Regions from separate parts of the Homo sapiens genome. Here all the other regions are linked to region 1. Evidence: chromatin contacts called from ENCODE Hi-C or POLR2A ChIA-PET data. All regions are on one chromosome and are shown on one strand. The core of a region is the stretch at or near the end of the contact, and the rest is flanking DNA. Distances in the headings are between cores, read along the strand shown.

Region 1 (7,367 bases), core at 1-2,500:
CTATTCTCAAACACTAACAGAAAAACACATATATACATCTTGAGCCTCCTTCTAACCGTCCTACGATACCCTCCAATCATCCTCAGGCAGCCTAGATTGCAAAGCTTCGACAGACAGCTGCCCTTGGCCTACGCCGTCAGGAACCAGGAGGGGGGCGGGGGCCGGGGGGCGCAAGAACCACCAAGAGACCAGATCTTTTTCCAAGGCTACTGTTTCCAAGCAAAACAACCCACGGCACTAAAAAGACGGCGATGAAAATTGGAGACGCTTTAATCCCGAGAGAAAGGGGTGGCGATAGGGGGGCGGGAGGGTACAAGAAATCCCGAGAAAAAGAGGTGCGGAGGAGAAAACTAAGTATCCCATGCATCTTTCAGACCCACAAAACAACAAACCGTAGAGTCTTGTGTGCACTTAGAAGCAGCAGATGGAGTCCCCGGGGCTGAGACAGTTCAGCAGACGTACACCGTGGGTTGTGGATAAATCAACCGATGACGGGAGAGGAAGGGGGTGCCGAGAGAATAAGCCCGTGGATGGGGGAGACAAAGCCTCGGGGGGTGATCCAGGACCATACAGAAAGGTGAGAGGGGACCCACAGGAGAAAGACAATGGAAGAACAATTAAGGCAGAAATCTGGTGCCCGGGCTGTGGCAGGTCACTGGGCTAACGACAAGAGTGTGGCACAACAAAGGGGCACGGGAGGAAGGACAGCGGAGGGGAGGAGATGGAGAGGGGATGCGGGACGCCACGGGTCGGACAAAGCGCCCAAGGCGGCGAAACAAAGGGCCGGGGGTAGAGAGTCGCAGCGGGTAGCGGTGAAAGACAAAGCGCCCGGGGCCGGGGGCACTAGCGGGGCGAAGCGGCGACAACGGCCGCGAGGAACAAAGATGCACGGGGCCCCCAGGCAGAGCCCGCTGGAGGCGCGCGGGAGGCACGGCGCCCGAGGGCCCCGCGCGCCCTGCCGCACTCACGCCCGCACCCGCCGGCCTCGCCGCCGCCGCCGCCGCCCGCCCTCACGCGCTGGAGCCTGAGCCACGGCAGCGCAGAGCGGCAGCGCACGGCCACACGCCGCCGCCGCCGCGCTCGGCGCACGCGACGCCGCCCCCGCGGGCCCCCGAACGCCAAGCGCGCCGCGGCCCCCGAACCCGCTGCCCGCCGTGAGCTGCCAGACGCCCGCAACTTTCCCGGTTCCCGGCGCTCCGATTCCCTCAGACTTACCCTGTCACAACAGGCGCCATCTTCCACAAACTCTCGCCAAAACTCCAACCCTCGCGAGATTCCCCCCGACGCCTTCCCTGGTCCCTCTCCCCCGCCCCTTCCCTTTTTCCTCACTCCTCGATTCCACCCAGCCCCCGCGCTCCCTTTCCCCTCGCCGCCGCCGCGAAGAGCCAGACGCCTCGCGCCGCCCGCAGAGTAGGGGATCCTGCTCGCTGCCTTCCCTGGAAACCTACCCAGGCGATGGAGCATGCGCAGGCGGCTCCTCCGCGGGCGAGCCCTCCGTGTGGTCCATGGGGAGCGCTCCGGTTATCCGGGTTTTAGGACGCGCTTTGAGGGACGTACGTGGAGACTGAGGAAAACCGGAGGGGATTACTACGGGGACGAGGAATGGAGGGGTCAGGAGGCGGGGCCGAGGAGAAGGGAGGAGGGGTCCTGGGAAAATGGGCTGCGTTTCACAGGCCTAGATGAAACACCTCCTCAATGGGTGTTTTCCAAGCGGCTTCCCGCTCACTCTGGGTTCCCAGCTATTTTCATTCATTCAAACGTTCCCTGGGCGCCTCCTTTATGCTAATCTCGGCGTTTGGTGCAGGAGCGCCAGAGATGTCTGGGGTTCGGGCAAGTGACACGTCGGGGACTGTCTTCATTCATTACACCCCCCCATGCTAATGAGGAGGCCCTTCCAGAGCTCCTCAAGCGGAAAACTTTTGCAGTTGAGCTCTCTCGCCTTAGCGTTCTCCTTGGGTGTGAAATGAGGTCAAGCCAAGGCCTCTAGCAAAGACACCCCTAATGGCCACCTCGCAGACACACGCCAGAGCGCGGAGTAGTTCTCTCCAGAAGGGAAAACTGCCTTGGAATTGAGAGCCACATTCTCCCACCTCCGAGTCTGCCCAGAGGACCCGATCAAAGCTCTTGCCGCTCGCGTGCTGCATGGCCTCTCTAAGACCCCATCGCAGCCACCACCGTGTGTGAGCCCAGGTGTGTGTTGAGACCACTACTGCACAGGGAACCGGGCCACCCGAGGGCCTGGCACAGCCGAGGACGCTGCCGGCTGCCCGAATCGCGCTTCAGGCGGCCTGATCCCGGAAGCCCCCGGGCAAACCTGGCCCCACCGGGCATGGAACAGCAGGGTGAAGGGCCCGAATCCCGCCCCCTCCTCCTACCTGCAGCCCCCCATCTTTCCCCTCCTTTGCTCTTTCCTTTCCTAGAGATTCCCAGATCCAGCACTGCCTCCCGCAGGGAGCCCCAAAACCCGGAGAACTGGAATTCGCCGCCCGAAACCTGTTGAAGGCGCTGCAGGATTGGCGCGGCCCGCGCGAGCGGCACTGCGCATGTACCCAATGCGGGCAGTCCAGTCTCACGCTACACCTCCTTCCCACCGCCTTCCACTACTCGGCTCAGACACAACACGGCCGTGGGAAATTTCCTAAACCTCGCGAGAACGTGCCCCTGTTGCCTAAGCTTTCGCCCCAAATCTCGCGGAGCCAAGGCAGGACAGGTGTTTGCCTAGACCAGCTCCGGGCGCCGTTCGTGCAGCGCGTGCCCGGGAGGCGGGCGGCGGGCGGCGGGCGCGGGCGGGGTGGGAAGGGAGCGGCTTGCCGCGGAGGCGGGGCGGGAAGGCGCGTGGCTGGGAGCACGGGGCGGAGGGCGGCGGGGGAGGAGACCCGCGTCTCGCACACAACACGCACACGCCCTGTGACGCTGGATGGAAGACGAGGGGTGGGGAGCCTCGAACGGAGGAAGGGGAAGCCAGGAGGTTGGAAGTCGCTGCCGGTACGGAGAGTGAGAGGTCAGGCTCTAGGGCAGGAGGAGCCCCAGGCCGATCTCCCGGGGAGGTTTCCTGTCGCCCTCCACAAGCCTGGTACTTTCCTAAAACGTGTTAGACACCGCGCCCCCCGCCTCCGGGAGCTGACAGACAGCCTCCAGAGTCGGGTTTGAGTCATGCCTTGAGTCACCTAGTCTGGCCACTACTTCGCTTACTTTGAAACAAGTTCTGATTCCTTAGCTACTCTACTTTAGCAATTGGTTTCTTTTTTTTTTTTTTTTTTTTTTTTTGAGACGGAGTCTTGCTCTGTCGCCTAGGCTAGAGTGCAGTGGCGCGATCTCGGCTCACTGCAAGCTCCGCCTCCTGGATTCACGCCATTCTCCTGCCGCAGCCTCCTGAGTAGCTGGAACTACAGGCGCCCGCCACCACGCCCGGCTAATTTTTTCTATTTTTTAGTAGACGGAGTTTTACCATGTTAGTCAGGATGGTCTCGATCTCCTGACCTCGTGATCCGCCCGCCTCGGCCTCCCAAAGTGCTGGGATTACACGTGTGAGCCACCGCGCCTGGCAGCAATTGGTTGTTTTCTTTCTAATCTACCCGCTGGCCCTGTGAGCTGGGTAGAAAAATAAATAAATAAATAAATAAACAGCTCTGCGCTCTCGCCTTGTTGCCTTGTATAGATTCTTGCTCCCGTTTAAGGACACGATTTTTAAAATTTCTTGTCAGTCTCTTCTTAGCCTTTTGAAGTAATCTTACAAATCAGTTTCTGTTTTTTCCTCCCACTAATATGGCTTTTTTGCTTTCCGTCACCTTTCCGTATTTTTATTGCAATATTCCATTTTACGTATGGCTGCGGCAGGTGCTATAGTGACTACTGTTTTAAATGCAGCCCTTCCTTTTGGATCATTCATCCAATGAGTTCCTGATTACGTAAATTCTTCAATCAGCCACGTTTCAGATTGGCCCTGATGTGGTTTCTATACCAGCCTTAGCCTGGCATTATCTAGGAACCAGTGTCTTCCTGCTCACGTCACAGCCCCGCAAATGTAGAGTTGAATTGAATTTTGATATTTGGAGGACAGTGAGTTCTCTAATAGGAAACCCTGGTTTTTAAGTTGTTTTCAAGGTTTTAGGGGTGTGTGTGTGTGTGTGTGTGCGTGTGTGTGTGTTTGTGTTTGCCTATTGATTATATACACAAAAAAACAGACTTAAAACCATTTGGTGCAATATCTCAGTGCAAGTCTGGCTTGGAACAGGATAGCTCAGGAGGAGGACAAAGCCCTTGGGGCACATATTCCTTGGAGCTGTCATCCCAAGAAGGTATTTCAGTCATGGCCTAGTCCAGACCACTGATCTAATTTGGAATCATGGCCTTCTGAGAGCCCCAGCGACCTTGGGAAGCCATGGTAACCACAAAGGGAATAACAGCTCCCCCTTTTTGCCCTAAAACATGCTCCATCTGCAGCCCTCCCCCATCTCAGGAAAGGACAACTCCATTCTTCCACTTATGTCAAGAACCTTGGAGTCCTTGCCTCCTTTCTCACACCCAAGATACAATTGGACGGAAAATCCTATTGGCTCCACCTTCAGAATATACTCACATTCCAAATACTGTCACACCTCTTTAGCTACTAGCCTAGTCTAACCCATCTTATTTCCCACCTGGTTTAAGGAAGTTCCCTAACTGGTCCTCCCTTCTTCCGTTCTTGTCTTCCCGCAGTCTGTGCTAATAGAGCATTCTCAGTGGCCCTCTAGAACTCCTCCATGACTTTCCCATTTCACTATGAGGACTTAGACAATCTTGCCTACTGCCAAACCCCCCCTGATCTATCTGCCTTCACCTCCTCCTCTACCTCTCACTCTGTGGGCTCTCACCAGTTGCCTTCCTTACTGTTCCTGGGATGCCCCAAGCACACTTTCAGCTCCAAGCCTTTGCTTTTTCCACTACCTGGAATGCTCTTCCCTCATATACCTTATAGCTCATTCCCTCACTCCTTTCTTGTCTTTGCCTGATGTCACCTCCTCAGGGAGGCCTTCCCTGACACCCTTCCCAAGAGGGACTCCCATACTCCTTATCCCCCTTTCTGCTTGATTTTGTCCATGGCACCTATCATTAACTAACATAACATTTATCATACTTGTGTGTTGTGTTTACTATCTGCCTCCTTCCATTATAATGTAATATTAATAAGGGCAAGGACTTTTGTCTAGTTTGTTCATTATTCAAGCCTTAGCTGCTGGAACAATGCCTGCTGTATTATATTTGTAGAATGAATGGGGTGTCTTCCACTTTAGGGCAGAGTAAAAATGATTCTGAAGACTAAGCCTCCTAGGGTTCAAAACAATATTAGGACTAGACTAGCAGTGAGTACTAGCCTGCCTAGGGAGGAGAAAAAGGCATATGGAGCAACCACCTGTGTTGGTTTTTTGCAAAAAAAAAAAAAAAAAAAAAAAAAAAGTCGTCTGGGTTAGACCAGTAGATGAGGCTGCACTTAAGAGTTTCCTTTACTCTCCATTTTAGAACTTCAGGAAAAAAACAACAAAAACACCACTAGCCGGATATGTGTGTGTGTGTATATATATATATACACAATATGTGTATATATATATATGTGTATATATATATATATCAATATGTGTATATATATATCAATATGTGTATATATATATCAATATGTGTATATATATATTATATATATGAATGTATATATATGAATGTGTATATATATGAATATATACATGAATATATATATGAATATATATATGAATATATATGAATATATATGAATATATATATGAATATGTATATATGAATGTATATATGAATGTATATATGAATGTATATGAATGTATATATGAATGTATATATGAATGTATATATATGAATGTATATATGAATGTATATATATGAATGTATATATGAATGTATATATGAATATGTATATATGAATGTATATATATGAATATGTATATATGAATGTATATATGTGTATATGTATATATGAATGTGTATATATATGAATATATATATATATATATGTTGCGGGAAGTCAGGGACCCTGAACGGAGAGACTGGTTGGAGCCACTGCAGAGGAAGATAAATTGTGAAGATTTCATGGACATTTATCACTTCCCTAATAATACTCTTATAATTTCTTATGCCTGTCTTACTTTAATCTCTTAATCCTGTTATCTTCATAAGCTGAGGATGTACGTCACCTCAGGACCACTGTTGTACAAATTGATTGTAAAACGTGTGTTTGAACAATATGAAATCAGTGCACCTTGAAAAAGAACGGAATAACAACGATTTTAGGGAACAAGGGAAGACAACCATAAGGTCTGACTGCCTGCGGGGTGGGGCAAAAAAAGCCATATTTTTCTTCTTGCAGAGAGCCTATAAATGGACTTGCAAGTAGGAGAGATATTACTAAATTTTTTTCCTAGCAAGGAATATTGATAATCAATACTCTGGGAAAAGAATTGCATTCCTGGGGGGAGGTCTATAAACGGCTGCTCTGGGAGTGTCTGTCTTATGTGGTTGAAATAAGGACTCAAATATGCCCTGGTCCCCTGCAGTACCCTCAGGCTTATTAGGGTGGGGAAAAAATCCTGCCCTGGTAAATTTGAGGTCAGACCAGTTCTCTGCTCTCGAACCCTGTTTTCTGTTGTTTAAGATGTTTATCAAGAGAATACGTGCACAGCTGAACATAAACCCTCATCAGTAATTCTAATTTTGCCCTCTGCCTTGTGATCTTTGCTTTTGTCCTTGCCCTGTTTCCTCAGAAGCATGTGATCTTTGTTCTCCTTTTTGCCGTTTGAAGTATGTGATCTTTGTGAACTACTCCCTGTTCGTACACCCCCTCCCTTTTTGAAATCCTTAATAAAAACTTGCTGGTTTTGCAGCTCAGGTGGACATCACAGACCTACCAATATGTGATGTCACCCCCGGCGGCCCAGTTGTAAAATTCCTCTCTTTGTACTCTTTCTCTTTATTTCTCAGACCAGCCAACACTTAGGGAAAATAGAAAGAACTTACATTGAAATTTCATTACATTGAAATTGGGGGTGGGTTCCCCAGTATATACATACATATATATATATATATATATATATATTTTTTTTTTTTTTTTTTTTTTTTGAGACAGAGACTAGCTCTGTCACCCAGGCTGGTGTGCAGTGGCACGATCTCCGTGCTCTGCAACCTCCCCCTCCTGGGTTCAAGCAGTTCTCCTGCCTCAGCCTCCTGAGTAGCTGGGATTACAAGTGCCCACTACCACACCCGGCTAATTTTTGTATTTTTAGTGGAGACGGGGTTTCACCATGTTGGCCAGGATGTTCTCAAACTCTTGATCTCATGGTCTGCCCACCTCAGCCTCCCAAAATGTT
Region 2 (7,367 bases), core at 2,851-5,350, 190 kb after region 1:
AATCCATCTTACACAGTGGCCCAGTTTCCGTCACTGATGTCCATGCACAAATAGAACTGACAGACAGCCAGTCTAGACCAGTCCAGGTGTACCAGTTGTGAAAATACTATAATACTCCAAACCACTTGAGAAATGGCTCTGAGCCTACGTGTCACCACCCTACCCCGCTAATAGTCTTGGTACTTCCTCGGGGATTGCCTTCAACTACCCCCGAAAGCACCCACCAGTGGTGGTGAGGGGAGAGGTGGGATCTATTGGTTTCCTGTGGCTGCTGTAACAAACAACCACAAATGGGGTGGTTTCAAAAACAGAATTCATTCTCTCCCAGCTTGGGAAGCCGCAAGTCTGAAGTCAGTTTCACTGGGTCAAAACCAAGGAGTCAACAGGGCCACCATTCTGTCTTGATCAAATCTCCCTCTGTCTTTCTCTTATAAGGATACCTGTGATTACATTTAGGGCCCACATGGATAATCCAGGAAAATCTATCCATCTCATTGTCCTTACTTTAATCATATCTGCAAAGACACTTTTTGCTTATAAAGCAACATTTGCAGGTTCCAGGGATTAGGACCTGATATCTTTTGGGGTCACTATTTAGCCTATTTCAGTGGGCTTCCACGGACCTTCCCCAGAAGCAATACTGGCATCTGTTTGGATTGGTTATGTGAGTGTGTGTGTCTGTGTGTGTGTGTGTAAAACAATTTTCTGAATACTTATTCTGACACCACGTAATACTTGATATTTTCTCTTTTCTGTAACATTTTTTAAAAAATTGCTTGTAACAGCTTACTAAATTGATCTCATGATGCAGGGATGTGACTGCATAGGGATGTGACCCAGTTTGAAAAACATGGCAACCACCTTGTAACCTAGTAACCTACTAGTGCCACAGCTTCCGCCGCCTGTGCTGTGTTTTTATCACAATGGCACTCAACCTAAATTATCACAGGCTAATGAGAAAAGAACGCAGGGAGCCTCGATATGTAAATGATGCGTTTCTGATAAGCTGAGGCCAGTTGGCATGTTGCACAAATGAAGACTAGACCGTAGCTTGGATGGCAGAAAAAGATGGGAGAATCAATCCTCACGTGGTACATGATGGCACAGGCATGCTAAGCTTAGAAGATCCCAAGCCATCGTGGCCCATGCCACAGTCACATTCCACGCCGAAATGTAATTTTAGCAGTTTCAAACAGCATCATCTGCCACATTAAATTAACACATTAAATTAATGAGGATTTTGTAGTGTTGCTTGTACTCTATTTGTAAGATTCATTTTTAAAAATCATGTGAGAGCTGTAAACCTAAGGATTTTTAAAAACCTGGTTTATATTTGTACATTTTCAGGTGATGAGATAAAAAGAAACATAATTCACATCAACTCTCACAGAGTGACGGTGGTAAAGGAGTGCACAGAATTTTTTTCTTCTCATAGAAAAAGGAGTAGATCATTGAAGTTTAGGAAACACTGTGGTGTTACGGGGAGAGTAATGGGAGTCGTGAATGTGGAAATACAGAGAGAAAATGAGTGAGAAAGAGAACAGGAAAAGTGGCAGGACTCGGTTGCTGCAGCTTCAGTAGAGGACGTGAAGCTTGAAAAAATAAGGACTGAGACCAGGCAGGGGAGACCTGAGGAGCGGCTGCAGCCGGCATGCTTCTCAAGACGTCCCTGCCCACAGAAGCTGACAAACCCAAGCAGACAAATTTGGAGTTCAAGTAAGAGAATGATTCAAAAATGGACCAAAACTGAGGCCTGTCCTTAATTACTCATAGTGAGAAGATGTAACCACTCCTTGGGGAGGAGGATGGGCAGTGAGCACTCAACTCCTGTGTTGTATCTATCGAGGTGAACTATGTGCTGGCCTAACTTGCCTGTTCAAGAAGGTGCGGGTGTATGTATTTAGGTAGGTACCACCTCTTGATTTGCTTTGATTCTTTAAAAATAATCCCTCTGAGGCTGGGCATGGTGGCTCATGCCTGTAATCCCAGCACTTTGGAGGCCGAGGCAGGAGGATCACTTAAGGAAAGGAGTTTGAGACCAGCCTGGCCAACATGGTGAAACCCTGTCTCTACTAAAAACACAAAAATTAGCTGGGCGTGGTGGTGCACGCCTGTACTCCCAGCTACTAAGAAGGCTGAGGCAGGAGAATCGCTTGGACCTGGGAGGCAGAGGTTGCAGTGAGCTGAGATGGCGCTGCTGCACCCCAGCCTGGGAGACAGAGAGAGACTCCATCTCAAAAAAATAAAAATAAAAATAAATTAATCTCTCTGCCATCAATATTAAAGAAATAAAAAAAAAATTCAGGTGATGTCCACCTCCATCCTAGATAGACCATCTTGAGTCTGCTGTCTGGAGGCTAGATAGGGAACACCCAGGAATGAACAGGCCGGGTTGCCATTATACAGATGCTGGTTGCTGAAAGTCTTCAACTGTAAACTAGGTGGATTTGGAGATTGATAGGTAACCCCGTCTTACAATAGCATCATCATATCTATAATTTAAGAGTTGTAAGGGACAGTAAGTTCATAAAAACTCATTGGTTTTTCAGATGAGAAAAATGAGGTCCCCCAAAGTAAGTTATTAGTTAAGGTTATTTGGCATGCAGGATGGAGCAAAGATGAGAACCCAGGACTCTTGACTTGCAGCTCAGAGCTCTTTCCACTCAACTTTACTCCAATTTTACTTAATGTTCATGCTTTAGAAAATATCCACTATATGAAATAGATGTACAACACCAATGTGTAGTCACTTTGAAGTACTTTTAGGGTCCACATATTTAAGGACATATTTTTGGATACAGATACTCTTAGGCTCCTTTGAAATGATTCACGGCAGGGTAGGATGGAAAAATCACTGGGCTGGGAAACAGAACACCTATTTGAGGTGCTAAGCTGGCCACTTACTGATTATTAATTTACTTCTCTGAGCCTCCATTTTCTTATCTGTAAAATGGGAATGACATCATTTGCCTTGACTCCCTCATTGAACTAATATGAAGATGAAGTGAGACAATGTAAGTGAAAGAATTTGTATTAATAAATTGTTGAGCATTTTCAGACATTGTATTAGTCTACTTTCATCTGCTGATAAAGACATACCCACGACTGGGTAATTTACAATGAAAAAGAAGTTTAATGGACTCATAGTTCCACGTAGCTGGGGAGGCCTTACAATCATGGCAGAAGGTGAAAGGCACATCTTACATGGCGGCAGACAAGAGAGAAAATGAGAGCCAAGCAAAAGGGAGAACCTCTTATAAAACCATCAGATCTTGTGAAACTTATTCACTACCATAAGAACAATATGGGGGAAACCACCCCCATGATTCTATTATCTCTCACCAGATCCCTTTCACAACATGTAGGAATTGTGGGAGCTACAATTCAAGATGAGATTTGGGTGGGGACACAGCCAAACCATATCAGACATCATCTCATAAGATGCCCGTTTAGTCATCAGAATATAGGCTAATTTGGAATAGTGTATATTGTATATCATACTGTATAGTGATTGAGAAGGAGGGGATTGAGCTCAAATCCATTTACAAAGTGTGGGATTTGGGGCATAGCTACTTCATTTCTTCTGTTCCTCTATTTCTTAATGTGTCAAATAGGGATAATCAGAGGGTCTATCTTGCAGGGTTTTTGTGATGGCTATATAATTTAATTCCTGTAAACTACTGCTTGGCACATAGAAAGTGCTCAATAAATGTTTGCCATTATTATTATCTTGCAAACTTGCTGATGGTGATGTCTTTTTCTTTGTTGTAGGTGTTATTCATTGTCACATTTGTGTGTGCTTTAAAAGTCAGCAAACTTTCAGTGCCCCTGGAGGCCATAGGTAGAACCTCCACACCTCTTCTGGGAATCCTTCCATTTTTAGTATGAAGAAATAGGAACAACAGAGCTGCCTTCCAGAGCCAAGTTGGCAACTAAACCCACCTGCTTCCTGCCTTCCCAAGGCCCAGCTGACATCAGTGGGAGCCTCACCTATATGAGGAGGGACTAGTATTTGCCTTGGCCTGGCTGCTGCTGTTATCTGAAAGGCAGCAGGGGCCCCAGGCCATGCCATCTCTTGCAGGGATCCTGGCAGAGCACACAAGTCAAACAGGATCAGGGTGGGGCATAACTTGGCCCAGAGAACCCACTGACACCAGCTCATGAAAGGTGGGAGCAGGGAGTGCCCCAGATGAATCAATGGGTGGCATGTTTCCCTCTGAGCAGCTGCCAAAAATGCCTCTCAGGCATCTGGTTAAGAGGCAGTGAGTACATGGGGTGGCTGGGAGGCCAACCTCTTTAGGGCCACAATGATTTATCTCATGTCTCTGTGTACATATGTTTCCCTCTACTTGGAGTGTCTTACTCTACTTACCTGCTGGGCAAAACCCTATTCCTAGCTCATCTTTCAAGTCCTAGTTCAAGTCTATGGGGAACCTTCCTGGGATCTAATAGGTAGATTTAGGTGTTTTGTTCCCTATACAAACTGTACTTATATATTTACTCCACCCACTTTATGCTGATATACTCCATCTTACATACTTATATACTCCATCCTCTGTACCACATTACAATTGTTTATTGGTATATGGGCAAGACATGCCATCATGCCTGATGCCTACCAAAAGATTTTCCTCCAGCTCTGCCCACAGACCCTGTCAAACTGGTGAGGCTGGGAGAGAGTGCATTTCTACCACATGATCCTGCTACCCAACCATAGCCAAGGAGAGCCAATCTCCATATGGTTGGTGACCTTTGATGTGGACTAGGTCAGATCAGATTCTCACTGTCAGTGATTTGAATTGGGAAAGACTTTAGCAATGAGCAGCAGCAACGGAAGCTGAAAGGTCATGAAATACAGAAAGATCTGATGTAGCAGATGCTGTGATGTGCTGCCCGGATTCCTCTTCAGGAATGATAGATTTCTTCTCTGTGCCACTGGGAGTGCTGCCAACAGACAGCCCTCAGTTGCCAGCTGTCTTCAGGAAGCATCTCTTTTAAAGAAAGTCACCCCACCCAAGATCATGCACCCTTCCCAGGGAAGCCCATATCCAATGACTGGCTGAAATTCTCAGTGCTATCTCAGCTTCAGAGTGACGTGTGTGGTCGGCTGAATCCTTCATCAAGACTAGGGGCACCACACATCCCTGTGTGACTGGGATAGAGTTGTCCTTTAAGGCGTAATGACCTTTTAAGCTCAGTCCATGAAGTTCATGAAGACTCTCCTGTAATGGCAGCTGGCCTTAAATTCTTAGGCTTTTCCACTGTCCATATGGTTCTCTGTGTTCCTACAATAAACTCAACTTATTTGATGTAACTGGAGTAGACTTCTTACCTTTGCATTCAAAAGCACCTAAGTAGATGATCATTTTTGCATTAGGAGGGAATTTGGTTGTTGACCACAACCCACAGAACCAATGCTGGCCGCCTTGAGGGAAATAAATGAATATATTGGGATGATATTAGAGGTTCTCAAAATCAAAGAAAGGCTGCAGAACAAGTTTGGAAAATGAGCAGGGCATTAGTTTGACCTGCCACCAGTATCATAATGACTATAACCTACAGCTAGAGCCAAGTTTCTTACAGCACTTTCAAGAGTCCACGTCCCAGGAAAGCATCTGATTGGCTAAGCCTAGTCATATGCCCACCTGTGCCGTACCAGAAATGGAAAAGGGAAAGAGAGAGGAGTATCTGTCTCTTTTGGCTACTGTAGTGGGAGACAGGCTACCCACCTCAAAATACACAATGGGGGATTCCCCGAAAAGGGGAGTGATGGGCTAGGAGGAAGTTGGGGTTGGGGGCGGGAAGCCAAAAAACAACAGATGTCTTCAGCAGTGTCTGTCTCCTTCCTAGGCTAAAAGCCTCCATAAGAGGCAGGGACTACCAATTTTCATCTTTGTATCCCAAATCCCTAGTGCCTGGCACTAAATAGGTGTTTCTTTAAAAAGTGCAGACTTTTTAAAGTGCTTGATCTTTTCCATTCAAGGAATTGAATACATCTGGAAAGGCTGGTGTTTGCTCCTTCAGGAATGCAAAGATGGATTTTTTTTTTAAAGCAATTCTTAAGGGCTTTAAAATCTAGATGTAAGGTTGGAGCACACAGGCAGTGATACATCTATATCCATACACATTGTGTGTGACAGACACCATAGAGGAGAGGTGTATCCCCATCCGCACACCTGGAGAGAGCATGTGGAGGAGCTGTTATGCTGCCTCTCCAGCTGCATTGTTCTTATGGGTGGAATCCTCAGGCATCCTATAATCCGCCATGAGGGTGCCTGCTGGTAACTAAAGAAGAGGGACGATTTTTTTTTTTTTTTGAAATGGAGTCTTGCTCTATTGCCCAGGCTGGAGTGCACTGGTGCCATCTTGGCTCACTGCAACCTCCACCTCCCAGGTCTAAGCGATTCTCCTGCCTCAGCCTCCTGAGTAGCTGGGATTACAGGCATGCACCACCACACTCAGCTAATTTTTGTATTTTTGGTAGAGATGGGGTTTCACCATGTTGGCCAGGCTAATCTTGAACTCCTGACCTCAAGTGATCCACTCCCCTTGGCCTCCCAAAGTGCTGGGATTACAGGTGTGAGCCATTGCACCTGACCCAAGAGGGCCATTTTTCTCCCTGTTCCAGATATCTTTTTGGCTGCTTTCTCCAAAGGAATTACATGTGAAACCTGCCTTCCAAGAAAGGTTAAACAGCCTTTTACTCAGAGATTACAGGATACATAAAAACATTCCTCAGTCAGTAGTGTAGAAAAATCAACCTTTGCACTCCCAGGCTGGCTCCATCCACTTCCTATAAAAGTATGTGTGGTGGAGAGGGGACTTCACTGCCTACATCACAGGGTGCCCCATGAGGGGCTCCATAGCCTTCAGCAGCTACCCACATGTTGCTCAGAATATAGCCTACATTTCCCAGCCACCCTTGCAGCTAGGTGTGGCCAGATGACTAAGTTCTGGCCAATAGGATGTGAGCAAGAGGGATGACTGCAATTCCTGACTGGTGTCCTTAAAGGGAAGAGATGTGTCTTTCCTCTCCCCTTTTCCCTTCCCCCTTTTTCCCTTCCTACTGGCTGGATTGTGGACATGGTAGTCAGTCATCTCAGACCATGTGCCCGAAGACAACATCTTAGGGGTGGCAGAATAGGATAGAAAGTGTCCGGGCCTCTGACACATTGCTGTTGCCATAGCAGTCCTGAACTACAGTCGTGTGCCACATAAGGACATTCGGTCAATGATGAACTGCATATGGGACGTGGTCCCATAAGATTATGTGAAGCTGAAAAATCAACATCATAGCACGATGCATTACTCACGTGTTTGTGGTAATGCTGATGTAAACAGACCTATTATGCTGCCAGGCATATAAA
Region 3 (7,367 bases), core at 3,459-5,958, 180 kb after region 1:
CTACTGAATTCAGAAATTTATCTGATAAAAAGGAGCTCATTTCAGAGACATGTGTTTCTCTAGAACCTTGTAACCAGAGGCAGTGATAACATCAGAGGTATGGTTCAAGAATGTTACAGTGTGCAGGAGTTTTTAAATGCTAACTGCAATCTCACTGGAGAGGCTAAGAAACGTAAATTCTGCCTCTTGGAGTCTTGGGGCATAGCTGACACTGGAGAAGTTTGGTAAAGCTGGCAAACCTGGAGGAAAAGTCGGGAAGAAAGTTGATGGAGGAGAATTGGCCACCAGTGTGGCAAAGACATATGTCTTAGTCTGGTTTGTGTTGCTATAAGAGAACACCAAAAACTGAGTAATCTACAAAGAAAAGAAATTTACTTCTCATGGTTCTGGAGTCTGGAAAGTCCAATAACAAGGTGCTGGCACCTGGAGAGGGCCTTCTTGCTGTGTCATCCCATAGTGAAAGGTGGAAGGGCATAGATCATGAGAAAGAGAGAGAGAGAGAGCTGAGCTCACTTTTGTAACAAACCTACTCCCAAGATAATGACATTAATCTATTCATGTGACCTAATCACCTCTTAAGGATCCCACTTCCTAGTACCACCACATTGGGGATCAAGTTTGCAACACATGAATTTTGGGGAATACATCCGAACAATAGCAGCTTGGATTCCCCACTCACGGATACCTTGAAAGTAACACTGCTTAGTACTATTATCGATGATAGTAACCTTTGCCAAGTCCATCCAGCCCTTCTACCATTATCTCACTTGACCAGAGGCAGGACAGTAATAAATTGCCCTCCACTTGACAAATCACTGAAGAGAGGCTCAGAGAGGTTCAGTGACTTGCTAAACTTTTCACAACATTGAAGTTGGGGAGTTATTTAAACTTGAGATTCTAACTCCCTAATTCAGGTTTCTTCTCAGCCCTCAACAATGTCATGTATGTGACCTTTTCCATTTCCCTTATGACTCTGGAAAAACTGCTTCTCACTTCCTTCTTAAACTGGGCTCTGCTAATATCAGCCCTTCTTGAAGCACTTCATGGCAGGGCCAGTGAGGGAAATGTGGCCCCACTCTTCATGTTTCCATGTTGTGGGGAGACTTCACCACACTCCCAGTAGAGAAATATATGGAAGAAACACTTCTGCTACTTACCACTCTCTTTTTCTTTCTTCCTAGAAAGATAAGTAAATTTCTCAGGGGAAAGGTCTTCCCACAGTGGTCCTGATGGTCTTTTATTGCTCAGTTTCAGAGCATCCTGTTCTCTGGAGGCAGGCATCTTGGCTTCTCTGTAGAAACAGACCTGTGGTTTGGGACTCCAAATCATTTTCTGGAAGATGGTTTATCCCTAGGTCTTCAATCAGAGAAAGGTGTTCAGATGCCCAACAGGGTCTTTGACAGAATCTTCTCCAGTCTCCAGACAAACTGCCAGGAATAGCACTGCTTTTTTGCTATTTCTGGCAGGTCCCTCTGTCTATCTTTCATTTGGATTAGAGTAGACCATGTCCTTTTCCTTTAAACACTTTTTTCTTCTTGCTTCTTCTGATGCCCAATTCTATAAGAGTTGTCTGCCATGTTCACTTGACCTCTCCATCTCAGTCTCCTTGGCAGAATCCTCCTCTCACACTTGCCTTTTACTTTGAAGTCTGTCTTGAATCCCATTTTCTTTTCTGTGTATACATCCTCTCTGTGACCCCACTAGTCCTTTGTTTGAAGTACCTTCTACATGCTTTTCCTACCTAGTTCTTCAACGCTGACCTCTCCGAAACACACCAGACTCATAGCCACCTGCCTGCCTGACATTTCCTCCTGTGAGCCTAATGAACTTTGAATGCTCACTGGAAAAAATCCCAAATTTTAATTTCCTTAAGTAGTTCATCTCACAGTCTCTCCCTCTTGGTAAAAGGCACTACTATCTAGCCAGTTGCTTAAGTGAAAATCTAGGTGTTCTCTTGGATTCCACTCTCTCTCCCTTAAGTTCCACAATCCATCAAGAAGTCCTATAGACTACTTCCAAATCTTCTTCTTCTTTCCATGTCCTCTACCAGTGGTTCGTAAATGTTAGTATACACTAGAATCATCTGAGTGGGCCTGTTAAAACCAACTTGCTGAGCCTCAACTTCAGAGTTTCAGTAAGTTCAAGGTGGGGCCTGAAATGTGCATTTCTAACAAAGTTTGCAGATGTTGATGCGCTGGTCAGGAGCCATACTTTGAGAATCACTGTCCTATACAACATTACCAGCCCTATCAGGCCTTCCATGATCCCTCACCTAAACAAATTACTGCAACAGCCTCCTAATTGGGATCTGTATGTTTACTCTTATTTGATTTCATGGATTTTTATTGTGTTTTCTGACCTCCCAGTACTTTTTAAAAAGTTTTTCTTGGAGAATGGCTTGAACCCAGGAGGCGGAGCTTGCAGTAAGCCGAGATCACGCCACTGCACTCCAGCCTGCGACAGAGCGAGACACTGTCTCAGAAAAAACAGAAAAAAAAAGTTTTTCTTATATTTGGGAAAATTCCTCCTTTGGGAGTTTCACTCTCTGAAATTTGAACCTAGAAAACTCAAATTCCCAGCTTCCTTTGCAACTAGAATGTAAGCTGGTGACCGAGGCTCTGCCACTTGGTATACCTGGGAGAAGTTGATTCGGCAATGGTGAGCAACTTGAAGAAGGAAGATCACTGCAAACTCCTTGTTTTGCGGGGGCAAAAGCAGAGGTAACAGACTTTGAAAGTGACCGAAGTAGAGTTCCACACACAGAAGTGTCAGCAACAGGGCATCAGTAGCAGGGGTATCCTCCTTGTGGTTTTAGGAATTGTCTCTGGACCCTTGACCCAGAGTCCTGTTTTTCAGGGCCTTCAGATCTGTGAGCTTTCCAATGTCCTTTTAAGATAACTGTCTTTCTGCTAAACAAGCCAGAGTCAGCTTTACTGTTTGCAACTAAGAACTCTGAGTGGTACATTTTTTGGAATGCATTTTCTACAATGGAACTCACACACGTGTCTGATTCAATCACGCTTGAGGGCACACAACCTCCTCACCTCGGCTCAGAAAGCCCTCCAGGACCATGCCTTCCCTTCTGCGGCCACCTCATTGGGCAACTCCCTCCTCCTTTCCTACTTTGACGGAGCCGTTGTTCCTTTCCTTAAACATGCCAAGCTCGTGCCACACTCAGGGCCTTTGCACATGCTGTTGCTTCTGCCTGGAGGGTGCTCCCATTGGATCTTCAGGTGCCTGATTGCTCGATTTGTTTTATTTTGTTTTGCTTTTCATTCAGAGCTCAGATTGCTCAATTTAAATGAGCAATCTCTGTAGAGATCTCTTTCCTGACTGACTACACAATCCAACATGGTCAACATATCACAGTAGTTTGCTTTTCTGCAGAGCAGGAATCACTGTTGGATATTTTTCTTATGTGTTAATGTTTATTATGGGCCCCTCATACTCCTCAAAGAAGATAAACCCCATGAGAGCAGGAGTTGTGTTTACAAATATTTTCTCCCAGTCTTGTGCTTGTCTTTCCATATTCTTAATGGTGTCTTGTGAAGCACAAAAATGTTTGAGGAGGTCCTACTGATCAATGTATTCTTTTACAGGTCACACTTGGGGTGTCATAACTATGAAATCTTTGTTTAACTCAAGGTCTTGAAGATTTTCTCCTGTACTGACTTCTAAATGTTTTCTTGTTTTAGTTGTTACATGTAAGTCTATGATCCGATTTGAGTTAAATTTTGTATATAGTGTGAGTCAAGGGTCTAAGTTCATCTTTTTGCATGGGATAGCTGATTGTCCCAGAACCATTTGTTAAAAAGCCTCTCTTTTCCCCAGTAAATTATGTTGGCACTTTTGTTGAAAATCAGTTGACCAAGGCTGGGTGCACTGGCTCATGCCTGTAATCTCAGCACTTTGGGAGGCCGAAGTGGAAGGATTGCTTGAAGGCAGGAGTTCGAGACCATCCTGGGCAACATGGTAAAACCCTACCTCTACAAAAAATGTTTTTAAATTTAAAAAGTAGCCGGGCATGGTTGCATGTGCCTACAGTTCTAGTTACTGAGGAGGCTGAGGTGGGAGGATTACTTGAGCCCAGAAGGTCAAGGCTGTAGTGACCTATGATCATACGATTGCACTCATCCTGGGTGGCAGAGTGAGATCCTGTCTCTAAAAAACAAACAAACAAACAAAAAATTGACCAAAATAAAAGAACTTATTTCTAGACTCTCAAGTCTGTTCCATTGATCTATGTGTCTATTTGATGATTTTCTTTGGTATCATTTGTCTCTTTAATCCTTCTGAAATTTATTTTGACTCATAGTAGAAGTTTAGAGCCCAACTAGAGGTTTTTCTCCTCAAAAGAGCTAATGAAGATCCCAGCATCATTTATTAAATAATCGTCCTTTTCTCCATTGATTTGCCCCATTTATCAATGGTTAAAAGACATTTACCAAAACCTCCTCCGTATTATTCTGACTGGTCCCAGTTCTTCCCACCCAGCATTTTAGAAGTCCCCAGTCCTGTGTTGTTTAACCAAATGACAAAAATTGTCCCTGCCTCTAAAGAGCTTACGTGGGCAATTACAGAAGAGGACATTGATATGTTAGGACAATAAACATAGGACAGATATTTGCACTGGACTCGAAGATTAGTGCATTTGTAGAACAGTAACTGACATGAAGGGATTCTCAGGGGAGTTTCATGTTTACTTTGGGTGGGGCTGTGGACACTTAATCTAAAAGTCACCCAGCCTCTGCTCAGATCACTCCCACCTGTTTGTCTGACACCATCTTAATCTGATGGTGGTTGTGGGGTTTTTAAACACTAAATGGCTATGAAATTCTGCAGAAGACTCCACCCACTCCAACAGAGTTTAAAAGTTCAACATTTTTCTCAATAAAGACACCGAAGGCATAGTTGTAAAATTTCCAGAAGACCTAAGTCTGGGACGAGCAGCTTGTATGACAGGTGATCCAATTAAAGTTCAATTGGTCTTGACAGGCTGGAAAAACTGTTGAAACCAGGAAGATGAAATGAAACTCAGAAAAATGTAAACTACTACATTTTCATTTTGTCTCAAAAAAAAAAAAAAAAAGAAGAAGAAGAAGGCAGGTTGAGGGAGACTTACTAAAAAGAATCTGAAATTTTCAGTTGCCTGAAAACCCAGTATGGTTGATTTGACTTGGACCTGTTCTGTCTGCAAGGCACAGTGACATAAATTCGAGTGAAGACACATATAAAAGAGTGAAGAAATCACAGGGAGGGAAGGGAGACTGGAATCAATTTCACTGGCTCCGGAATCAAAGTCAGGCTTCCCCAGTCTGTCACCCAGGCTATACAATGGAACTGCATTGCATGTGGGACTAGATCAAAGGCAACAACAAAAGAAAACATATTACAAATCTTGAGGTCCAAATTTCCCAAGTCATCAGCTACTGGGGTGTGGGTGGCTAAGCCTAGGAATGAACTTACTCTCTTTTTGCATTTCAGCCATACCTATCCTCTTTCTGGAATTTAGAAGGTTGGAGGATAGAAAGAAATGAAAGAATTTTTAGGCTGGGTGCAGTGACTCACATCTGTAATCCTAGCAGTTTGGGAGGCTGAGGTGGGTGGATCCCCTGAGGTCAGGGGTTTGAGACCAGCCTGGCCAACAAGGCGAAAACCCATCTCTACTAAAAATACAAAAATTAGCTGGGCATGGTGGTGCATGCCTGTAATCCCAGCTACTCGGGGGGCTGAGGCAGGAGAATTGCTTGAACTCAGGAGCAGAGGTTGCAGTGAGCCAAAACTGCACTACTGCACTCCAGCCCAGGCGACAGAGTGAGACTGTGTCTCAAAAAAAAAAAAAAAAAAAAAGAATTTTCTTACTCCCTCTTATGCTCTCTTCCCCTCTATAAAAAAATTGAAACAAATAAATCATTGACAATTTATTTAAATCTTGAGTTGCATTTTGCAACTTGTTTATACCTATTATAGAAGTGATTTTATTAAAAATTCAAATTGCATGAAAACTTTATAGATATCTTGTACACTAAAAAATATTTTTATTCTATATACACTGTTTTGTGGCCTTTTGAAATTTAACACATAATATAAAGTTTATCTTTTCATTAGATATTTTTCTACAATAATGTCTTTTGACTGTTTTTAGCAATGAACTATTTTTTAATGTGAATCTGTTTTTTGTTTGTTTTTTGAGATAGAGTCTTGCTTTGATGCGCAGGCTGGAGTGCAGTGGTACCATCTTGGCTCACTGCAACTTCTTCCTCCAGAGCTCAAGTGATCCTCCTGCCATAGCCCCCAGAGTATCTGAGACTACAGGTGTGTGTCACCATGCCCGGCTAATTTTCCTATTTTTTTGTAGAGACGGGGTTTTGCCATGTTGTCCAGGCTGGCCTTGAACTCCTGGGCTCAAGCCATCCACCTGCCTTGGCCTCCCAAAGTGCTGGAATTACAGGCATAAGCCACCACGTCCAGCCTTAATGTGAAAGCTTAATGGTTATTTATTGCTGTGTAACAAACCACCTCAAACTTAGTGGCTTACAAAAATAACAATCTTTTAGTCACTCATGATTCTGTAATTTCTGTAGGCTCAGCAAAGAAAAACCCATCTCTTTTCCACATGATGCTGGCTGCAGTGGCTCCACTGGAGCTGGAAGAACCACTTCCAAGATGGCTCCACTACAAGTAACACAGGGCCCTGGAAGTCATTCATTGGAGGAACTTTGGCTTTTACGCTTTGCGAGATGAGGGTTTTGAGCACAGGAGTGACGTGATACAACTTACCTGTTAAGAAGATTTCCTTGGCTGCTGTGTTGGGAATAAATTGAAAGAGGGATGAGGTGTATGGCACAGGGGGACTGGTTAGGAAGTGACTGCCATAACTCAGGTGAGAGACAAAGGTGGCTTGGACCACTGAGGGAGCAGAGAGATAATCAGATGGGATTGAATTTGGATTAACATGCATCTATGCTGGCTTCTCCTTATTTAATCATATTATTATGAAATATGAGTTAATTTCAGTGTAAGGTTTGAGGTAGTCATTACATAGTGAAATGCTACGCCTATAATCCCAGCACTTTGGGAGGCCAAGGTAGGTGGATCACCTGAGGTTAAGAGTTTGAGACCAGCCTGGCCAACATGATGAAACCCCATCTCTACTAAATATACAAAAATTAGCCGGGCATGGTGGTGCCTGCCTGTAATCCCAGCTACCTGGGAGGCTGAGGCAGGAGAATCCCTTGAACCTGGAAGGCAGAGGTTGCAGTGAGCTGAGATTGCACTACTGCACTCCAGCTTGGGCAACAGAACGAGACTCTGTCTCTCTCTCTCTCTCACACACACACACACATACACACACACACACTCAAAAT
Region 4 (7,367 bases), core at 3,427-5,926, 170 kb before region 1:
GTGCATCAACTTTTCCCTTGAAAGTGCATTGGAATCTTTCACTGCAATTCTCTTTTGTTAGCTGAACTCTTAGGTCATATGGTGTATTAGTCTGTTTTCATGCGCTAATAAAGATATACCCAAGACTGGGTAATTTATAAAGAAAAGAAGTTTAATGGACTCACAGTTCCACATGGCTGGGGAGACCTCACAATCATGGTGGAAGGCGAATGAGGGGCAAAGTCACATCTTACATGGCGGCAGGCAAGAGAGAGCATGCGCAAGGGAACTCCCCTTTATAAAAACATTAGCTCTCATGAGACTTATACACTATCACAAGAACAGCAAGGGAAAGACCCAGTCTCATGATTCAATTACCTCCCATCCAGTCCCTCCCACCACAAGTGGGAATTTTGGGAGCTACAATTCAAGATGAGATTTGGGTGGGGACACAGACAAAGCATATCACATGGGCTCACAAATTCAAAGTAAAAAATCCAGAGATGGCCAGAAAAGGAATCAGTGGAATAGAATTATCAATTGGTGTAATAAGCAATGAAATATTGGCTCCTCTAATTTTTACTGTTTATTCGTTCATATTTACAAAGCACATACTATATGCCAGATATTGTGGTAGGGTATTGAAGATATTAATACAAGCCCTTAATATGGCCATGAAAATGAGATAAATAGAGCATCCCTAGAATTAATCTTACCCATTAATAATAACAAATAGTATCCAGCACGATGTTCCAGGCATTGTTCTGAGTTGTCTCCATGTATTGTTTTATTTATAGTAGCATTATTTTATCTCTATTTTACAGATGAGCAAGCTGAGACTCAAAAAGGTTAAGTAATTTCTTTGTTCATGCTTCCCAGCCAGCCAGGGGTGAAGATCAGGCTTCAATTTCTGCCTTCTGATAGCTCCCCTCACCCTCTTAATGGTTCCCAGGGAGTTTCCCCACAAGTGATCCTGAGATCACAGGTCTCCAAATCCCCAGGGATGCTGGATAAAAATGCAGATTTCCAGGCTCGGGGCTGAGGATCAGAATCTCCAGGAGGAAAGTCTGGAAATCACCATTTTTAAACCACTAACCCAGGTAATTCAGCTGTGCAGTAAAGTTTGTACAAAATAGCACTCAAATATGCTGCCATCCCCCCAACCATGAGTTGACAAAATCACTAGCATCCACCACATCTCCCACTCTCACTTCCTGCCAACCAATGAGCAGGAGGAAGAAACAGAATAGGAAAAAGGGAAAGGGAAGGGAAGGGAAGGGAAAGGAGAAACTTGTCCCAAATTGGACTCCATTTTGGTTCAGGGCAGGTCAATGCCCAGCCCTCTGCTCTTCTGGTTCTTGGACTTACAGAACCACTGTCCCCCCAGCTTTTGAAGCAGGTGCTGATGGGCCTGACAAGCCTCAGCAGGAGGCACCCTGAATGGCTGGTGATGTCTGCCCAGCTGGAGCAGTTGAAGCAGCAGCCAAAACCCTGGATGCTCATCCCTTCCCACATCAGAACACAGCTGCTCTGGGTCATCGCCCAGTGAGCAGGGTCCATCATCTGTAGACAGGGAAGATTCAGACAAAAGGACTCATAGCAGGAAGGAGGAAGAGAGACGAGAGCCCTGGCTCCAAACAGGCTACATGATGCTAGAATAGGGAAGGAAAGCTCCATGCCATGGGAAGTGGCGTGAGGATGGGGTCTGCAGGGTCCTCGAGGGGAAATCCACCACTGGTTCTCACCAGCAAAGCATATGGCCACTGTGAGTCCCAGCCTTCTCATTTGTAAAACGAAAATAGCCATTATCGTAGGAAGGCTATGAATACTGCTGCCTGTGATTTATTGAACATTTTTTGTATGTCAGACACTCTATTGAGTCAATCGTTCAATCTTCATAACAAATATCTATTAAATCATTCTGATCCCCATTTGACAGATGGAAATGAGTCTTAGGTTAAGAAACTTGCTCAGGCTGGGCGCAGTGGCTCACACCTGTAATCCCAGCCCTTTGGGAGGCCAAGGCGATTGGATAACTTGAGGTCAGCAACTTGAGACCAGCCGGGCCAATTTGGTGAAACCCGTCTCTACTAAAAATGCAAAAATTAGCTGGTTCTGGTGGTGCATACCTGTAATTCCAGCTACTTGGGAGGCTGAGGCACGACAATTGCTTGCGATTGGGAGGTGGAGTTTGCAGTGACCCTAGCTCATGCCACTGCACTCCAGCCTGGGCAACAGAGCAAGACTTCGTCTCAGAAAAAAAAAAAAAAAGAAAGAAAGAAGAAAGAAGGAAGGAAGGAAGGAAGGATGGATGGAAGGAAGGAAGGAAAAGAAAGAAAGAAAGAAAGAGAGAAAGAAAGAAAGAAAGAGAAAAAGAAAGGAGGGATGGAGGGAAGAAAGGAAAGAAAGAGAGAGAGAAAGAAAGGAGGAAGGGAGGGAAGAAAGGAAAGGAAGGAAGGAAGGAAAAGAAAGAAAGAAAGAAAGAGAGAAAGAAAGAAAGAGAAAAAGAAAGGAGGGAGGGAGGGAAGAAAGGAAAGAAAGAGAGAGAGAAAGAAAGGAGGAAGGGAGGGAAGAAAGGAAAGGAAGGAAGGAAGGAAGGAAGGAAGGAAGGAAGGAAGGAAGGAAGGAAGGAAAAGAAAGAAAGAAAGAGAGAAAGAAAGAAAAAGAAAGGAGGGAGGGAGGGAAGAAAGGAAAGAAAGAGAGAGAGAAAGAAAGGAGGAAGGGAGGGAAGAAAGGAAAGGAAGGAAGGAAGGAAGGGAAAGAAAGAAAGAAAGAAAGAGAGAAAGAAAGAAAGAGAAAAAGAAAGGAGGGAGGGAGGGAAGAAAGGAAAGAAAGAGAGAGAGAAAGAAAGGAGGAAGGGAGGGAAGAAAGGAAAGGAAAGGAAGGAAGGAAGGAAGGAAGGAAGGAAGGAAGGAAGGAAGGAAGGAAGGAAGGAAGGAAACTAATTTGCCCAGTATTTCCTAGCAGGTAACCAGTGAAGCCAGGATTTGATCCCAAGTCTGTCTGATGCCAAAGCCTGTCCTCCCAATAACATCCACAGCTTCTCCAGTGTCCCTTCCCCTTCTTGTTTCTGTGACTAAATGCCCCAAACCATGTGGTCTTCATGGTTTCAAAGAAAAGAGGCACCACTGTCTTTCCAGCCCCACACTGACAGTAAAAATGCGTTAGTTCCTCTGTGTCTGGCAGAGACTCAGCAAGATGTAGCATGCAGCTCTGCCAGTGGAAGCATTGTCAGTACACAAGGAGCCCCACGGGTATCTAGCAAATGGACCAAGTCTCAGCACAGCCAAGCAGGGCGTCAGAAACGCAGGTTTCACAGCCATTGTCGTCTGCTTTCCAAAGGGTCTGAACTGAGGACATAATCTGTGCAATGGAGGTTGAAGGGCTTTCCAGCACCACAGAGCTTCATGGAACACCCAGGACCCTGAGATGGCCCCCCTCTCTGATCTCACGTCCTGCTGTTTGCCTCTCACTCACTCCTACTTCTATCTATTTGTACCTCAATGGGGCCACACTCATTCCCACCTCAGGGCCTTTGCACTTGCTGTTACCTCTGCTAAAAGTGCTCCTCCTTTTGCCTGGGAGAAGCTGTCTTGGGATCTTCACAAGACTTTGTCCTTCTTGTGGTTCAGTCTCAGATCACAGTCCCCTCCTTAAGAGACCTCTCCTGACTACCCCTTCTAAATCAGCAGCCCCAGGCCAGGTGCAGTGGCTCACGCCTGTAATGCCAACACTGGGAGGCCAAGGCAGGAGGATTGCTTGAGCTCAGGAGCTTGAGACCAGCCTGGGCAACATAGCGAGACCTCCTCTCTTCTAAAACTAAAAAAATCAGCTGGGCTTAGTGGTGTGTGCCTGTAGTCCCAGCTACTCAGGAGGCTAAGGTAGGAGGATTGCTTGAGCCAGGGAGCAAGGCTGCAGTGAGCCATGATCGCGCCACTCCACTGCAGCCTGGGGAACAGAGCAAGACCCTGTCCCCGCCCCCCAAAAAATCAGCCCCTAATCTGTTTGTATACATCACATCTCCCTGCTTTACTCCCTTTGTAGTACTTACTACCTGAAATAATTCTGCTCATTATTTGCTGACATGCTAGAAAAGTGCCTGGCAAATGATTGACTCTCAATGAAGATGTGCTGAATGCAAGGCTTCATGAATGAAGAGGAAATCTCACTAACGTCTTTTGTAATAAGGACCCAGGTACCTATGTTCAAAAGTGCCTCAATCCTAGTTAACAAGGGCAGAGACCACGAGAAACAACACTGTGTTTAGTAGCAACTTAACAACCAGCCAGCAGTTCTGTCCACACACACACCACCGGGCATGGTTCCAAAGCTAAAAAGGCACTAATTGCTTTTCTATAAGGAGGTAGAACACAGTCCCTCCGTGTTCTTTAGGCCTGATGGTCTGCATTATCGGATCTGTTACCGTGTTAATTGTTCCTGTCTCACACAGCCGGTTTGGGCTTTCTTCTGCATATGTCTGGGATGGTGACGGGTTCCTATATAGAGGAGTACTGGGGAAGCCTCTGTGTGTGTGTGTGTGTCCGTGCATATGTACACATGTGTGTAAAAAGCAGCCACACGCTGAGAATGGTTAACGGGTAGCCAGGCTGTCTGTACTCAGGGCCCTAAGACTGGCCCAGGAAAGGGCCGGGGGAGGTGGGGCGGGGTGAAGGTGGAGCGGGCTTGGCTTGTGCTCACTGCCTTTTCCACAACAGGAGTACAAATGCTGGAGTGAGTGAGGTGAACTCAAGTCGCCTTTAGGAATGGCTGAAAAAGCCCACACCTGGAAATCACTCCCTCCCTGCTCCTCCACGGCAGGTTGCATCTGCGAGACGCTTCGGTCATTAGAGGAATGAGCCGGGAGTGAGCAATTCACCAGCTCTCCAGCACTTGGTGGAAAGCAGCAGGCAAGGATGGATGTGGTTGACAGCCTTCTTGTGAATGGAAGCAACATCACTCCTCCCTGTGAACTCGGGCTCGAAAATGAGACGCTTTTCTGCTTGGATCAGCCCCGTCCTTCCAAAGGTAAGTGTCGGAAGCTGTTATTTTAATTCAGGAAACTATTGAGTTGTGGGAGAAATCAGCAAAGGCAAGGCTGATAAAAAATATATATAACCAAGTCATTGTGAGACAAGGCTAGATAAAGTCATATGTTCAGAAGTTTGGAGAAGAGATTAAAAAGCAGAATAGAGTCAAATATTCTTATTGTCCCCCATGGGGGAGTTGGGCATTCATGAATAGGACTTGGGGGAACAAAAGCAGGGGAGGAAAAGCTGAGTGAAGCAAGAGGGACTACAAGTGTCAAAGCCTGAACTTACAAGCACAGCAGAAAAGGTGTTGTCACCATGCAGCTGTTTTCTTTTCTTGGGGGGAAACCCAGCATGAAGTGATTAAAGTGAAATAATGCTTAGCAGCCAGGAAAGAAAGTGATCACTGTTCACTTGAGGAGCTTTGTTCTTAAGAAAAAGTGGTTCCCTGAGTGATCCTTTAACAAACCAACCTTCTAAAAAGAAAATAATTCAGTCTCTGCTTTCCTCAATTTGTTTCCGCAAAATGTTGCCAGGACAGGAATCGTGGGTCCAGTGATGTACACCCCGGTGGGGGGAAAATCGGCAGGAATTCACCCTTGGCTTCGGTTTTAGCATTCTGCTGTCATCACCTCCATCCCTCCGTCTTGCTCCTGTTTCTCTCTGCAGAGTGGCAGCCAGCGGTGCAGATTCTCTTGTACTCCTTGATATTCCTGCTCAGCGTGCTGGGAAACACGCTGGTCATCACCGTGCTGATTCGGAACAAGCGGATGCGGACGGTCACCAACATCTTCCTCCTCTCCCTGGCTGTCAGCGACCTCATGCTCTGTCTCTTCTGCATGCCGTTCAACCTCATCCCCAATCTGCTCAAGGATTTCATCTTCGGGAGCGCCGTTTGCAAGACCACCACCTACTTCATGGGTAAGTTGCTGCTGGTGACTCTTTCTGGAGCTTGCCCCAGACCCCACTCAGCCCCAGACCTTCCCAAACCTCTGACAATCACAGCAAAGGAGCCCTGCTGAGGGCTGAATCACAGAACATCAGGCTGTGCATGGCTGTGTGCACGGACATTGGTGCTGGCTTGACAGTCATCCTTATACGTTCCCCACAAGTCGGTCCCCATCATCCATGTTGGAGGTCAGTTTCTAAGAGTGAAATAAATTGATAGGAAAACACAGGGGCAGTTGATTTTGCTTGCTTCTATTTGAAGGGAAGAGGGACTTGCTTGCTTCTGTTTGAAGTCAGAAGTGACTTTAAGCTGCTCTATCCCTTTCTGGAAGCTGTTGACTGTGTCCTGATCTATACACAACTTGAGTCCTGGCTTCTAGGGAGGGTGAGGATGATGGAGGAGGGTTCTTTGCAGTTGTTTCTTTTGTTTTCTTAGGGAACAGGGGCTATTTGAAAACCAGTTCTATCGCAGTTTCAGATTCTCTTCTCAGGATTCACTTCCCAGCCTGTTCTCCCCAAAGCTGGGGCCATCTCTGGCAGAAAGAGAGAGAGAGAGAGGTCTCTGCCCCTAGATGAGGAGTTGAATTTGCTCCTGGGGGCTATGGGGTCGCTAAGCTGACCCTGATTGGCTGAGATATATAGCTCTTTGCCTATGCCAAACAAAAATGATGATAATGAAAATCATAAGAGCTAAATTTTTTTAGCGCTTTTATGCACCCCATGTGGTACTAAGTGCTTTGCCTTCCATGATCTTACCTTATCTCCCAACCACTCTATGAAGTAAATGCAATGATTCTTCCTTGTCTCCCTAAGGAGGAAACAGAGGCACAGAGAGGTCCATAATGTGCCTAGAACCACACAGATGGTAAGCAACAGAGCTGAGATTTGAGTCCAGATTTGTAGCCACACAATGGTGAGCATGATACCTCAGTTTGCCAACTGCTGTGGTTCTCTTAAAGTTGAACAAAAAAACACATTTCTTGGTCCCCTCTGGGTGCCAGATTGCCTAGTCCCTTGCCCTTTCTGAGAATTAGTTGGGAGAAGGGCAGAGATGGGAAATAAGAAGGGAGTTATTTTTTGTTCTGACCCAAGCCTTGCAGAATATGCAGAACTGAGTTAGGCTAGGGCAGTCTTCAATGACCAGAAAGCCTTATAAGTCCTCATTTTTCCCAGTTGAGGAAGTGGGATTCCACACTGACAAAATGATGGTGAATTACTGACCCTCGTGCCACCAAAAACCAAGAATGTGTCAATCCATGTCCAAGTCCTCTGAAAAAAAAAAAAAAGACAAAACTTACAAAGGAAAAAGATCGTTGTTAAATAATGAAGCAATAATAATAACTAGCACTGTAGACATCCGAGGCCCATCCATATATATCTTATGGTAATACTATTTGGGAACCTTAACCAGAG

The links. Hi-C counts contacts between places; a loop is a spot of excess contacts on that map. ChIA-PET counts read pairs that join two places held with the same protein, here RNA polymerase II (POLR2A). Pooled maps may share reads with other maps.
Region 2: a loop to region 1 is called in a map of PC-3, with 15 times the contacts of the local background. The contact joins the enhancer-like site here to the promoter of RBPJ in region 1. A Hi-C loop is called at or near these places in 4 of 168 maps with a recorded cell type or tissue (GM12878, MCF 10A, PC-3 and 1 more), 29 of 37 single-sample maps with no recorded cell type and 13 of 50 pooled maps. POLR2A ChIA-PET finds 5 or more read pairs at or near these places in 13 of 52 experiments (BJ, GM10248, MCF 10A and 8 more).
Region 3: a map of IMR-90 shows a loop between it and region 1 (8-fold over the local background). The contact joins the enhancer-like site here to the promoter of RBPJ in region 1. A Hi-C loop is called at or near these places in 5 of 168 maps with a recorded cell type or tissue (GM12878, IMR-90, MCF 10A and 2 more), 28 of 37 single-sample maps with no recorded cell type and 19 of 50 pooled maps. POLR2A ChIA-PET finds 5 or more read pairs at or near these places in 11 of 52 experiments (AG04450, MCF 10A, PC-9 and 6 more).
Region 4: a pooled map shows a loop between it and region 1 (2.2-fold over the local background). The contact joins the promoter of CCKAR here to the promoter of RBPJ in region 1. A Hi-C loop is called at or near these places in 1 of 168 maps with a recorded cell type or tissue (sigmoid colon) and 1 of 50 pooled maps. POLR2A ChIA-PET finds 5 or more read pairs at or near these places in 2 of 52 experiments (OCI-LY7 and SK-N-SH).

The regions. Positions count from the first base shown.
Region 1 is chr4:26,314,897-26,322,263 of GRCh38, reverse strand. It overlaps RBPJ (recombination signal binding protein for immunoglobulin kappa J region), which reads right to left and starts at 1,250. Exons shown (of 11, transcript NM_015874.6): 1 at 1,216-1,250. The coding sequence starts at 1,235. RefSeq lists enhancers at 1-794, 2,027-2,076, 3,167-3,216 and silencers at 907-1,006, 1,077-1,206, 2,677-2,946.
Region 2 is chr4:26,124,749-26,132,115 of GRCh38, reverse strand. It overlaps a transcript of RBPJ not described here. Among named protein-coding and RNA genes, the nearest start is that of LINC02357, 58 kb to the right of the region's middle. RefSeq lists an enhancer at 1,621-1,810. Within about 2 kb of position 4,100, at least 4 of the 41 ENCODE cell types and tissues checked have a DNase peak (open chromatin) inside an H3K27ac peak, as active enhancers do; they include PC-3, where a contact is called at or near this core.
Region 3 is chr4:26,142,751-26,150,117 of GRCh38, reverse strand. It overlaps a transcript of RBPJ not described here. Among named protein-coding and RNA genes, the nearest start is that of LINC02357, 76 kb to the right of the region's middle. Within about 2 kb of position 4,708, at least 2 of the 41 ENCODE cell types and tissues checked have a DNase peak (open chromatin) inside an H3K27ac peak, as active enhancers do.
Region 4 is chr4:26,487,793-26,495,159 of GRCh38, reverse strand. CCKAR (cholecystokinin A receptor) reads left to right here and starts at 4,676. Exons shown (of 5, transcript NM_000730.3): 1 at 4,676-5,004; 2 at 5,676-5,927. The coding sequence starts at 4,893.